2 separate regions of the Homo sapiens genome follow, and region 2 is linked to region 1. Evidence: read pairs that join two places in POLR2A ChIA-PET (ENCODE). Cell type or tissue: OCI-LY7. All regions are shown on one strand. Region 1 overlaps PIWIL4 (piwi like RNA-mediated gene silencing 4). Region 2 overlaps ENDOD1 (endonuclease domain containing 1).

What was found. Peaks named below come from ENCODE experiments on the same cell type or tissue, not always from the same donor. Only the 100,000 strongest peaks of a DNase experiment are listed, where the experiment ranks them.
Region 2: POLR2A ChIA-PET joins it to region 1 with 11 read pairs; 3 of 35 experiments call an interaction of 5 or more read pairs at or near these places.

The regions. Positions count from the first base shown.
Region 1 is chr11:94,594,319-94,596,818 of GRCh38, reverse strand. PIWIL4 (piwi like RNA-mediated gene silencing 4) reads right to left here. Exons shown (of 20, transcript NM_152431.3): 10 at 1,393-1,510. The region is part of intron 4 of PIWIL4-AS1 (PIWIL4 antisense RNA 1); the gene reads left to right. Among named protein-coding and RNA genes, the nearest start is that of PIWIL4, 28 kb to the right of the region's middle. In OCI-LY7, no CTCF peak of the experiment used is centred here; a DNase peak (open chromatin) is centred at 1,558; H3K4me3 peaks cover 657 bases; H3K27ac peaks cover 521 bases.
Region 2 is chr11:95,092,238-95,094,737 of GRCh38, reverse strand. The region is part of intron 1 of ENDOD1 (endonuclease domain containing 1); the gene reads right to left. Among named protein-coding and RNA genes, the nearest start is that of ENDOD1, 3.6 kb to the right of the region's middle. RefSeq lists a silencer at 1,519-1,813 and an enhancer at 1,519-1,813. In OCI-LY7, CTCF peaks have their summits at 1,372 and 1,571; DNase peaks (open chromatin) are centred at 997 and 1,587; H3K4me3 peaks cover 2,295 bases; H3K27ac peaks cover 2,329 bases.

The sequences.
Region 1 (2,500 bases):
ATTTTGCTTCAGATACCAACTGCCCAAGATGAGATGAGTGAGGCCATCATTGGTCAGGAAATGGGGTGAGGTGTGTGGTACTACTGAAAGGTGGCAGATAGATGCATCAGGAAGATTAATCCACAGTCACTATAAGGGAAACGAACCAGGAATTCCTTCTCAATTCGGCATAAGTCTGAGGGACGTCCAGGGTAAATGACGTAAAGTATATCCATGAAATTAAAAAACTATGAAAACACTAGCATGATAATAGAGATCATGTTTATCATATGGAAATGTTTGAGAAAAACCCTGAAGTGAAAAGAGCAAGCTACAAAACATGACGTACAGTATTATACCATTTCTCTTTTAAAAAATAGGATTATATGCGTTTGCAGAGTCTGAAAGAATATTACTAATATTAATTGAATTAATTATTAATTCAATTGTGATTCACTCATTTGTTAAATATTTACTGAGTAAACACACATACACACTCTTTTCTCTCTCCTTTCTTTGTGCTACGTAAGTTTCCAAATCCTCCATGAGCTAGTACTACTTTAAAAAAGATTTAAGAAAAAAAAAAAAAGACTGTTGATCAACAATATAGCCCAATAGGAATATAAAGCAAGCTACATACATAATTATAAATTTTCCAGTAAAAATGGAAAATTTTTACTTCCACCTTAAGAAAGTAAAAAAATGACAAGTGTGAAATTACGTTTTAAATATATGTTATTTAACCTATTTAACCCAATAGATTAAAAAACTGTCATTTCTAGATGTGTCACTAGCCACATTTCAAGTGCGCAGCAGCCACCCTAGATAGTCCAGTTTTAGAGGGTCAGAAAGGAAAACCAAGGAGAAGCTCAATTTTCCAATCACATGTTATAGCAAACTGTCATAAATAAGAACGGAAACATAGTCTGATAATCAGATGGGCAGAACCAGATGGCACAAAGGTATATCTCAAATTTAAAAGGCACATAGTGGGGTTTTCCTAAAGTTCAGTCTGCTGAGGCCATTGTAGTAAGAGCTGAGCATTCCTGACCCTTAATACTGGGGGCCTGGTGTTTTTCTGGTTGCTTTGTTTGCTTGAAGGTTGTTGTTATTGTTTAGATTATAACCTTTTTCTTTATTCAACATTTTATCCAGACTTCAATGTATGAAATAGATGAAAGCAGGGCATGGAGGTAAAGCAAGTGTTATTCCTATCAGCATGGCCTCCAACTCCCTTCAACCCCTTAGTCCTGAGACATCTCAGATGAAGGGCTGTGGACAGCACAATTCAAAAGCTCCTTGCTCTGAATCAATATGAATGACACATTTCCTTCAAGGAATATATCAGTGTTACATAGGCCATCTAATACTAAAAACTCAGCCCCAGGAAGGATGCATGCGGTGATCCAGTACCTCTGGATGTTGTCCACAAGCCTGGCCAGGCGCTGCTGCCGGCCTGAAGGACTGAGACGTGTCTTTTCAGCCACAGCCTTCATCAGCTGGAAATCAGATGTTGCCTGGTCAGTCAGCCCTATTAAATGCAAATGAAGACAAAGTGAGAAAATGAACATAAGCAACTCAGCCCATCAAAGGCCCAGTTTAAACCTTTCCACTTGAATGCATTCACCATCTGTATAGCACATCCAATAGAAATGAAAACCACGTATGTCATTTTAAGTTTTCTGGTAGCCACATTAAGAAAAGGCAAAAAAGAAACAGACGAAATTACTTTGAATAGTGTATATTATTTAGCCCAGTATATCCAACATATTATCATTCCAACATGCAATCAACATAAAACATTTATTGTTGAGGTAGTTTCCTTCTTTTTTTTCATACTAAGCCTTTCAAATCTGGGCTGTGTTTTACACCTAAAGCACACCTCCTCTCAGTCTTTTAGTAGAGCTAGTCCCAATTCAAGTGTTCAAAAACTCATGTGCTACTGGCTACTGTATTGGGTCCTGCAGACCTACAATATCAGAACACCATTAAGAATGAGCACCCCTTAGGCCGGGCGCTGTGGCTCATGCCTGTAATCCCAGCGCTTTGGGAGGCCGAGGCGGGTGGATCACCTGAGGTTGGGAGTTTGAGACCAGCCTGACCAACATGGAGAAACCCCGTCTCTACTAAAAATACAAAACTAGCCAGGCGTGGCAGTGCTTGCTTGTAATCCCAGCTACTCGGGAGGCAGAGGCAGGAAAATCGCTTGAACCCGGGAGGCAGAGGTTGCAGTGAGCCAAGATCGCACCATTGCACTCCAGCCTGGGCAACAAGAGTGAAACTCCATCTCAAAAAAAATAAAAAGAATGAACACCCTTCCCTTCAAGGATTATATCCTCATTAATTTTTCTTTCTTTCTTTTCCTTTTTTTTTGGAGACAGAGTCTTGCTCTGTCACTCAGGCTGGAGTGCACTGGCGTGATCGCGGCTCACTGCAACCTCCGCCTCTTGGGTTCAAGTGATTCTTCTGCCTCAGCCTCCTGAGTAGCTGGGGTTACAGACGCGTGCCACCGGGCCCAGCT
Region 2 (2,500 bases), 500 kb before region 1:
TATCTGTTCTCTGACACAATGAAAAGAAGGCTGAGGTTGGAACAAATTGAACAGTATTTCTGTTTCAGGTTGTATAAGCCATGGATGGAAATTAAAAATCAAGGACTTAATCAAGGTTCTAACTTGAAACAACCATTTGCATTTACTAAGATCTGAAGTAAGACCTCACTGTGCCCTCCAGGAAAATGTTTTTGCAGTTAACCAGAATATCCCCTTCATTCCAGAGTAAAGTGACACTTGAGCAACCTTTATGCAGCCAAGTAAGTGCTCCCACTTGTCCTATGACTGTCAGAAAATAGAAGTGGAGTAGAAATTAGAATTCTCACATAAAAGATGAAAATTAGAGTCCTAAGACCATTAGCGCAGTGGATCCATTGTGAGATCAAAGAATCTCCACAGTGTATCAGAAGAGTAATCAGTAATGAGTTCAAAAATAAGCTGTGTGACCCTAAAACACCTCAGTTAACCTCCCTTAGCCAGTTTCCTCCTTTCTACAATGAAGATAATATCTACCTCACAGTATTTTTTAAGATTGAACAAATATACACTATTGTTACTGAATATATAAATTATATATTATATAATTAATATGTATAATATATTAATTATATAATTTATATATTCAGTTCCTTCCATGTTTATAAAATGATAGAGCTTTATATGTTGGCTTCTGGCATAAATCAGCAATGCACTTTAGAAAGGTATCATTGGCATCTTATCTAAAAATTCTTCCATTAAGTGGAAAGGAGTCAACAAACTAAAAGGTTTGAGGCTTCCTGCACTAAACCAGAATCCAGTTCTCAGGTTTCTGGAGTCTTGACTAGAACTCCTCCAAACCATCTCCTGTAGGCAGAGCAGAGATCAAAATCATTTGGGATAGTTTCAAAGGCCAAAGCTAAGACTGATGGAGTGGCTGCAGAGCAGGGTTCCAGCTCTGCATAGGGAGCATGTTTGTAACAGTTGCTGCTGGCCAGCCCTGGTGCAAGCTTCTGAAACAGGAAGCGCCCCACTGAGAAAACTGAAGCAGAACATCTCACCTGCTCCTGCCTGATTGATCCTCCCAACATCAAATTATTTTATTCAACACTTATCGCGTGCTTTCTATAAGCTGGGCACTAGGAAAAGAATGAGTAAGATGCAATCATCATTCCTCAAGGGCTCAAGTTGGGGAGACAGATACATAAGCAGATAATTACAAAACAACATGGTAAGTATGAAAATAGAAAAACTATAAGAGCACTGAAGGGGTGAACCTAACTTGGGAGGTGGATACAGTTCAGGTGGGGAATTCTTTCTGGAGGAGGTGACACCTCAGCAGAGTCTTAAAGGATGGAGTAAGGGCAGGAAGTGAAGGATAAGATGGGGTCTGTGTAGAAAGGGAATTTGGGCAAAGGGAATCAGCATGAGCTAAGAAACAGACATCACAAACAGTCTGGTTTATGAGAGGAACTCCAGGCAGCTGGATAATGCTAGAACATAAAATATGAGGGTGGAGCATGGTGAGAAACTAGATTGGAGCTGGAGACAGGAGCTAGGCTATGGAGAGCCTGTAAACTGCATTCTGCAGTGTGAACTTTGTCCTGTAGGGGCTGGGCAGGCAACACTTTACAGATTTTCAGCACAAGAGTGACTAAGTTTCTGTGATCTTTGACTTAGGAGATTCTTTTCAAAGGGAAACTGCAGTGTGGACTCAAAAGCTGCCGAACTGGGCTTTGGGAATTCAGTGTCACTGCTGCCCTGCCTGACTCATCACTGGAGGCAAGCACTGAGTTCCTTTGGTCTCCTGCCTCTTCCTCCCCTGTGTGCGGGTCCTCTTGGTAACACTGACCTCATAAAAAGGTGATGTGGGTACAAGGAGACTCAGCATTATAAAATGCTTGGAAGCCGCCAAGGGTACACATTGAGCCCTGAGCATCTTTCTGCAGTGGGGATCTTGGCTGGGAGGCAGGGCCTCAGGGAGCAGGCAACAGTGGGGGCAGGTTTGCTGCAGTGCACTCCAGGCCCAGCTGCACCTCACACCTCCTCCTCCCTCCCTCTCTCCCAATACTCTCTGGATCCTGGCTGACTTGACTTGAGGTCGAGCGGGTGGATGTGGGAGGCCAGCCACCTTGCAGGGAAAAGCATCCTGCAGTGCTCAGCCACAGTGACCATTCTGACCTCTCAGCACAGCAGGAACTCAGGCCCCTTGTACTCTTCAGAACCGCTGTACATCTTACCTCTCAAGCTGCCATTTGTAACTATTTCCACCCTCCCTTCCCATCTTCTTTAATCTCCACAGTCCCCTTCCTCATTATCTCACCCAGGGTCTCCATGTTACCTGGTTCCCTGTACTTCTTTCTGTCAAACTATGCTCCTTTACGACTCACTCCTTCCCTAGCTGCATAAATGGCTCTGCCTCCCTAAGCCTTCCTTGGTGGCTCCTCCCCACCTGATCCCTCCCTTCCATGATTCCTTTTTATTCTGAGCAATTGAGTGCATTCATCTATTTGTATTAGTTTAC